3 separate regions of the Homo sapiens genome follow, and regions 1 and 3 are each linked to region 2. A link is a contact called in ENCODE Hi-C or POLR2A ChIA-PET data. All regions are on one chromosome and are shown on one strand. Each heading gives the region's core, a stretch centred on a gene start or an enhancer-like site at or near the end of the contact. The rest is flanking DNA. Distances are from core to core; before and after follow the strand shown.

Region 1 (2,700 bases), core at 117-2,616, 270 kb before region 2:
TCTCCCCCACCTCTTCCCCCAGCGCTGTCATCCCAGAGTCTCTCCTGGTGATCATGTACAAAGAGACTCATTTCATCAGCCTGGGGGGACTCTCAGGAATTTGCAGGAATTGGGAAGGAAAAGCTCTGGCCCAGCACACTCCCCTCCTGGTCTAGTCTGCATTTGGTAATTGAGAAGGGATAGGAGGGTTTGGAGTGAGTCTAGGATGTGACACTGAAATCATGGAAAGGAGATGAAGAATGAGCCCTGGGTGGGAGGGGCAGCTGCCCAGCCTGGAAAAGAGCAAGGGTCGGGGGCATGACCCCGTGTGTAGGAAGATGCTTCCAGTAGGCCGGCTCTCCAACAAGGCTGGTGCAAGAGAAAGTAACTTCAACTGCAACTCACGGGTTTGAGTTATGGAGACTGAAGAGCTTTCTGCATACGTTGGTGAATACCATAGACACAATTAAGAAGGTTGCACTAAGTTCTTCTCTGGAGATTTTGAAGAATAAGAACAGATCTCTCCCAGTCTGAGAGGTTACAGATCATGCCTCCCTAGAGGCAATAGCCTGATTTGGATTTGAAGAAGGAAAAAAACCAAGTACAGGAAACCACACCTCTATTGTCCTGCCTTGCTTATTGTGAGTAAGGGAAGGCCGCCCGGCTCGCCTCCTCTCCCCCACACCCATGAGGTGACCCAGCACACCCTGCTCAGCTGTGACATGGCATTCACTCCTCTACCTCCTGGTTGTCGGCAGACTTACTGCTTCTCCTTAGACTGAGCTCTCCAAGGCAGAGCCTTGGTTTCTGCCTCTGTGTCCCCACATCCTGATGCAGGCCTGACACAGAGTAGGTCCAACATACTTGTTGAGCCAGTACATTGACGAGTGACTTATTGACCAGCTGAGGCCAGGTCAGCAGAAACCTCAGTGCCTGAGATGACAACATCAGAAGTCCTCTTGAAAAGCCAGTTTGGTAAGCCAACCTTTGGGCTTGAGCTCTGGTGAGCTATTCACCAGAAAATAGTAAAGGACACTGAATTTCAGTGTTCATAGTGAGACTATTTTCAGCTTTCTCAGAGACAGCATCTGTAAATAATCAGGCAGAAGCCTCTTATAAAACAACATAGGAAAAACCTCAAAGGCTATTCTAAGGCTGCACCATTTAAACAAGATTTTTAACCCATGGGGACGCCAAGATCAACATGGAGCTTCCTGCACATAAAAGTCTGGAATTTCATAGCAATGTGGGGGCAAAAGCTATGATAGCATTTCCCCCTTTCTAAATTATATACTGCTTAGTGTTAATGTGAGCAGAGGGCTGGATGGCGACGGGCTCGCAGCTTACGTAAGTCCCACTACGATCTTCATTCCTTCTGTAATGCAGGATCCATGGTGATGGAGGTTGGGGGAGTCACCAGGCTGGCTGCACTGATGTAAGGCGGAAGGGTCACTCCTAGGTCATGCCATGATTTAAGTCTTTGGTGTAATTTATAACAGGGCTTTCATTCCACATAGAAAAATGATCAGGGATGTTGGTTCTATAATTGTTTTCTCTCTCTAAAAGATGCTGTTCTGGAAACTCGGTTTAGTGGCAGCTATGAATGCTCATCTGTAGCACCTCCCTTTTCCCTCCCATTTGGAAGGAGCAAGAGACTGTCTTCTAGGATGAGAGAGATGAGAGAGATGGCATTAAAGCTTGACATCAGATGAGCCCTTCAGCTCTCTCAACCTGCATAATTCTCTTTTGGGAAGGAGAGACTGGTCTCCAAGCACTTCTTACACCTCCTCTGAACCAGGAACCATATCAGCACATTCTGACTGAGTTAACCTTAATTGTAAAAGACTGGGAAAAAAAAACAAAACAAAAAAAAACAAACAAAAAACAAAACCAGAAGTCGTTCTTACTATCAGACCAGCCCTGGGCGTGTGTGGTCAGTATGATAGGAAAGCTACTGAAAGTTCAGTCTGTTTCCCTTAAAATCTCATTTACTGGTTTCTCAAGTTACCTGAAATTTCTGCTAGAAAGAGTAATTTCTTAAGATTTTTCTAGGAAGGCATTCACTGATACTGGGAAGGCTAGTATTTGAACAACTATCATCATGGCACCTGATAGTTTATGCACTGTGAAGAAGAAAAAAATGATTTATAACCAAAAGGATTTTTGAGGCTATTTTGTTAAAAAAAAGAAGAAGAAGAATTTTATTTGGAAGAAAATAATACATATTTTAATTTTAATCCTGTGTATTCTAGACTTGAGGGAAATGTCACATCTTCATTTTTGTATTCCTAGTTAACACGATGTCCTGCACATGTTCTAGGCCAATAAATAATGGTTTTATTTTGTTTTGTTTTGAGATAGGATCTCACTCTCTTGTCCAGGCTGGAGTGCAGTGGCATGATCATGGCTCACTGCAGCCTTGACTTCCTGGGCTCAAGCAGTCCTCCCACCTCATCTTCCCAAGGAGCTAGGATTACAGGCATCAACATCACACCCAGCTAATTTTTTTGTTTTTTTAGAGATGGGGTCTCACTATGTTGTCCAGGCCAATCTTGAACTCTTGACCTCAAACGATCCTCCAACCTTGGCCTCCCAACGTATTAGGATTACAGGCGTAAGCCACTGTACCCAGCTCCAGTAAATATTGTTTTGAACAAATGAGTGGGAAACGTATTTACAGAGAAAGCTTCTTGGGCTGGCTGGCTGTGGGTCCAGTTGTGT
Region 2 (2,700 bases), core at 172-2,671:
AATGTTCTCTTCATTTTAATATAGAGCTTTTTGCTGACCCTCAAAATACAGATTCTCAATATGGAGAGGTCAAAGGAAGGGACCTTAGAAATCTACTTGAGTTCCTTCATTTGGGGGATGAGGAAAAGATCTGATTAAATATTTAAGATAAAGCTCAAATTTTAAAAAAGAAACTCTGGTCAGCGCTGGCATTTTGAGGAAACAGAGGGGTTTTGTTTTATGTGTGTGAATCTACTGGTGTGTTTAAGTATTAGAATATTTCAAGAGCCATTCTACTGTTGTTATGGCTTTAGAAAGGGGTTGGGCAATCATTAAGAATTCGATTCAAGATTCTAGACCATCAAGAATCCACCTTGAGATCAAACAATACTCTTGATTCGTATCATGCTTTGTAAATGCTGAATCTTCAATAAAGGAACTGTAACAGAATAAACAGGGATGGTCAACGAATCACACACCTACAGCCAATTGGAGACACCACACATATTTTAGGTGCCATTTTGAATAAGGCTAGGGAGCAGCAAGGTCCATTCCCTAAGTAAAAGTGATCCCTGGCCAGTACCCTGGACTGTCAGCAAGCAAACAATACAAGCCCCTGTCAAACGCCAATCAAGAAATGACACCCCGGGGATATGTGTATTCATCTACTTCTGAAAGCTCACACCACGTTTCGGATACAGAAATCCAATGCAACGTTTGATGAAACGAAAACGAAGCAAAAAGGTTTACAATCTGCCTCGGGACAAAACTAAAACTGGTACCAAAGGGGCGGTCGAACAAAGGCAAGGGGCAAGAGAAGGGCGAAGGACGACGAAGGGCGGCGAACGCCGCTTGGCAACCCCAAGAAGGGTCGCTCCATCCCTCCCCTTCTTCCCCGCTCCCTTCCACGGCGACCACTGAGAAGCCCAAAGGAATCTCCCTGCACCTCCAGCCTGGCCCAGCGCCCCAGGACACACCCTCACTTTCACCGCACACCAGGGCAGCGTCAGAAACTATTCTGCAGAGTCACGACTTTGAGAGGCTTCCCCATCTCCACTCCCCCCACCCATCGGTGGCTCAGGGGGACGGCGCTCCCCTGCCACGCAGGGCTCCGACCCAGCCGGGAGAGGGGACGGTGCCTGGGTCATCTCCGCGCCGCCGGCCCCGCGCACCCCACCCCGGCCCCTCCCAGTCCATGCCGGGTGCCCGCCCGTGCAGGCCAGGCCTACGCGGAGGCCTAGCGCCGGTCCGGTGTGCTGCGCGCGAGGCCAGGACAGGGCTCACCGGAGTAGAGCGGCATGGCGGGGCGCGGCGGGAGGCGGCGGCGCAGGAGAGCTGGGCCTGACGAGGGCGGCAAAGGGACGGGGACCAGGAGCAGCTGCGGCGGCGGCCGAGGCGGAGGCGCGGTGGTGGCGGCGGCTTCGGTGCGACGAGTCTCATTCAAACCGGCCACTGGCGATGACGCAGCAACACGCAAAACACCCGTGCAGCTCCGGAGCGACTGCAGCGAGGAGACTGGGCGGCAGGACCGGGGCGGGGCCTAGAGGTGGCGAGAGGAGGGAGGAGGGGGAAGGCGGTGGAGGGGTGGCGGGAAGGAAGGAGGGAGCAAGTGAGGGACGGGCGCGGGGCCCCATCCACCGCAGCAGGTGCGCGCCTGCGCACTGCCGCCCATCGCCCTGCGCGCACTGGCCACGTGGTCCTGGCGCGGCCCAGCCCTGCGGCAGATGAAGTGGGAACTTGGTATCCCACCTGCTGTCTGAGGCTGAGGCGGGAGAATCGCTTGAGCCCAGGAGGTCGAGGCTGCAGTGAGCTGTGATCGTGCCACCGCACTCCAGCCTGGGCGACAGAGCGAGACCCTGCCTCAAAATAAAATAAATAAAATTAGTGGTTGTAAAGTCAGAGGTGTTTTGAAACCCAGCTGTTACTAGCTAGCTGTATGATGTCTGCAAACCTCAGTTTTCTTTTCACCCACACCTCATTTTATTGCGTTCTATATATATATATTTATATATTTTTATATATTTATATATTTTTATATATTTATATATATTTATATATTTATATATATTTATATATATATATATATAAATTGAAGGTTTGTGGCAACCCTGGGTTAGTAAGTCCATCAGTTCTGTTTTTCTAACAGCATGTGCTCACTTCGTGTCTCTGTGTCACATTTTGGTAATTCTCACAATATTTTGAACTTTTTAAATACTATTATATCTGTTCCAGTGATCTATGATTACTATTTTAGTTGTTTTGGGGTGCCACTAACCACCCCCGTGTAAAACAGCTAACTCCAATGTTTTGTGTATTCTGACTGCTCTGGCAACAAGTCTTTTCCCACAAGGGTTCAAGGCTTGAGTTCAGGACACAACTGCAGGTGTGGTGGCAATAGCAAGAGAACTAGAATTAGAAGTGGAGCCCACAGATGTGACTGAATTGCTGCAATCTCAAGACAAAGCTTTAATGGGCAAGGAGTCGCTTCTTATGGATAAGCAAAGAAAGTGGTTTCTTGAGATGGAAACTACTCCTGGTGAAGACGCTGTGAACACTGTTGAATGACAACAAAGGATTTAGAATATCATAAACTATGGAACTGTTGATAAAACAGCAGCAGAATTTGACAGGATTGACTCTAATTTTGAAAGAAATTCAAATTTGAAAGTTCTTCTGTGGGTAAAATGCTGAACAGCACTGCATGTCACAGGGAAAACTTTC
Region 3 (2,700 bases), core at 31-2,530, 320 kb before region 2:
CTGGGGCGGGGGCGCTAGACTGACTTTGTTTCATTGATTGGTCGCAATGGGTTCTCTTCTGTTATTTTTGGAATCTGATCCGGTATGATAATAGACGTCCAAAGTTAGGATGATGGAGAAGCAAGAGATACATGGTTCAGCCTGTGAAAATCACGGGTGGAGTTAAGGGTTTCCAGTGAGCAACTGTGGGCAGCTGGGAACATTTGTTGTTTGTATTTGACAAACAAAGCTTTGACAGAATTGCTTCTTTGGGGCTCAGGCATAGGAATTATTAATAGCTATGAGAGTAAAAGATCTGAATAATGGCAAACTGTGAAACAGTAACAAGAAAGTAAAAGGAAGCATTCTCTATGGAGTAGATTCAAGTTTCTTTTTTTGGTAAAAACTAAGTGGGAGAGTTCTAAGGGGATTGCTGAAAAATTATTTAGGGGTTACAGTCCAAAACGGGGTATCAGATGTCTTTTCCTCTGAGATCAGTAAGTGTGTTCTTTGAAGCATGTCCTTGAATAGTTTTGTTTATCCACAACTTCACAGGTCTCTCTATAGCTATAGCTTCAAACAAGCCAGGCTTTAACTTTCCCCTTTCTTTCCTCAAAAAATAGTTGCAGATTAGCAAGTATATTTTTAACAGTTTGGCCCACACGGTGCCGAGCATGTCGAAGCAGCCTGAGAAATCTGTGTTGAAGGGAACCCAGCCCTGCCTCTCAGTGCCCCTGCCTCATGCCTTGCCATCACCGTTCCCTCCTTCCAAACCCAGCCTCCAAAGAGATAAACACATGGAACTTTAAATTCATGGCTCCAGTTAAATTATTGAGCTGTTTCTTGCCAAGAGGTTTAGAGAAACTAATGTCTAAAAGCATAGAGGACTACTGAGGCTTCTGAAAAATCACAGCACGGATATGCTTAACCGTATAGCCAGAAAGGAAGGTTCTTTCTGAGGCACATGGCGAGTGTCTGCTTTTAATGCCAAGAGATTGGAAGAGTTTACCAAGAGGATGCCAAACTCTCTTTGGGAAGCTGCTCAAGATAAACACTTGGATGCCTCTACTTCTTGTTGCTGGGCTTTTACGGGGCAGGCTGCCTGTCTCCCCTCTGCTGGGACTCTTCCTGGAAGCCTGGCTTCATCTTCTAATTTGGACAAGGTGTTGATTTGAAGCCATCTATCTCCGACAACAAGGAGGGCTCCAGGCATCCCTCTCACCGCAGCCCTGCAGAAAGCTGACCCATTCCCTGATGGGAATGCCAGGAATTTCCATCATTTCCTGTGGGGAACGACTGAGTAAGCACAGTGAGAGGCTGTCCTTCCAGAGGCACCTTTTCCAAACATTTCTAAGTGAGGCACAGGACTGACACTGGGAGGAAGGTGAAGGGCAAGGGAACAGTGGAACTCGGTGCTCCTGGTGGGGTTTCTTTGAAATGTCCAAAACCATTTGCATCAAGTTAAGGGGAGAGTTTCATTTATGTGGTTTTACAAATCCTAATTGAGTTGGTATTTCTGAATTTATTTATTTATTTATTTTTGAGACGGAGTTTAGCTCTTGTCGCCCAGGCTGGAGTGCAGTGGCGCGATCTCGGCTCACTGCAACCTCCGCCTCCCGGGTTCAAGTGATTCTCCTGCCTCAGCCTCCTGAGTAGCTGGGACTACAGGCGCCGCCACCGAGCCCAGCTAACTTTTTTGTATTTTTAGTAGAGACGGGGTTTTATCCTGTTGGCCAGGCTGGTCTTGAACTCCTGACCTTGGGTGATCCGCCTGCCTTGGCCTCCAAAACTGCAGGGATTACAGGCGTAGCCACCACCCCTGGCCTCTGATTTAATAAGAATTCGGTGTCAAAATGGCATGTGAGGAACTCAGTGCAAAAGAGATTCTCAGGCTGACAGAGCTGGAAGGGGAGTCACAGAGTAGCTCTTTATCTGGCCCCTGTATCCTCTGCTTCCAGGCAGGCAGGTGGAGCTCCTAAACGCCGAGAAAGGGAGTTCCTTGGCTGTCACTGCTTTTTATATAAACTGAGGAGATTTCATAATCTTTATCACCATACATGATAACCACAGGCTCCTTTGGCAACACCATGCACCTAGGTTTCCCTTCTTCCTGCCAAGAGGACTTCTCACTGGTTAGGTCAGACCCTCCTTGCCTTGTCTTTCCTGCCCATCAGTAAAAAAAAGATTCAACACCACATTCCATGTGATTATGATCTGTTTTAAACCATGTGAAGAGAAAGTCGTGTGAAAGAAACCATTAAACGCTCCTTCGTGGATATCTATTATGTGCCAGGTGATTTCCCACCCATTAGTTCATTGAATTCCCCCAGAAACCCTTTGAGGTGGGAATTATATGTGGTTTACAGGTGAGAGCCAAAGCTCCCAAGGTTGGTAGCATGGCCAATGTTGGAGTTAAGCCTGATTTCAGGCCTCAGTGTTCTTTCTGCTCTACTTGTGACTGGGAAGCTCACAGACACGGCCATACTCCAGCATCCCAAAATTTTTAATGGAAAAGCAAGTCATCATAAATGATCCTGCACTAAATCAGCAGCTGTTGATATGGTCTTATATTTCACAATTTCATAATATGTGTCATATTGAACACTGGAGCCCTGAATTTTCCACCATTTAAAGTATAACTCCTCCTCCCCACTCTCTCTGGTTTTCATTCACTTATGAATCCTGGTAGGGCTGTGGGAAGGAGAAGGGTGGGATAATTTG

What was found. Hi-C counts contacts between places; a loop is a spot of excess contacts on that map. ChIA-PET counts read pairs that join two places held with the same protein, here RNA polymerase II (POLR2A). Pooled maps may share reads with other maps.
Region 1: POLR2A ChIA-PET joins it to region 2 with 11 read pairs in WTC11. The contact joins the enhancer-like site here to the promoter of USP14 in region 2. POLR2A ChIA-PET finds 5 or more read pairs at or near these places in 3 of 52 experiments (OCI-LY7, WTC11 and activated CD4-positive, alpha-beta T cell).
Region 3: a pooled map shows a loop between it and region 2 (2.2-fold over the local background). The contact joins the enhancer-like site here to the promoter of USP14 in region 2. A Hi-C loop is called at or near these places in 2 of 50 pooled maps. POLR2A ChIA-PET finds 5 or more read pairs at or near these places in 2 of 52 experiments (GM10248 and GM12878).

Annotation. Positions count from the first base shown.
Region 1 is chr18:422,902-425,601 of GRCh38, reverse strand. The region is part of intron 2 of COLEC12 (collectin subfamily member 12); the gene reads left to right. Among named protein-coding and RNA genes, the nearest start is that of COLEC12, 76 kb to the left of the region's middle. Within about 2 kb of position 1,366, at least 2 of the 41 ENCODE cell types and tissues checked have a DNase peak (open chromatin) inside an H3K27ac peak, as active enhancers do.
Region 2 is chr18:157,278-159,977 of GRCh38, reverse strand. It overlaps USP14 (ubiquitin specific peptidase 14), which reads right to left and starts at 1,421. Exons shown (of 16, transcript NM_005151.4): 1 at 1,264-1,421. The coding sequence starts at 1,279. LOC105371951 (a long non-coding RNA gene) reads right to left here. Exons shown (of 4, transcript XR_935081.2): 4 at 1,809-1,835. RefSeq lists silencers at 1,030-1,209, 1,480-1,749.
Region 3 is chr18:473,896-476,595 of GRCh38, reverse strand. The region is part of intron 2 of COLEC12 (collectin subfamily member 12); the gene reads left to right. Among named protein-coding and RNA genes, the nearest start is that of COLEC12, 25 kb to the left of the region's middle. Within about 2 kb of position 1,280, at least 4 of the 41 ENCODE cell types and tissues checked have a DNase peak (open chromatin) inside an H3K27ac peak, as active enhancers do.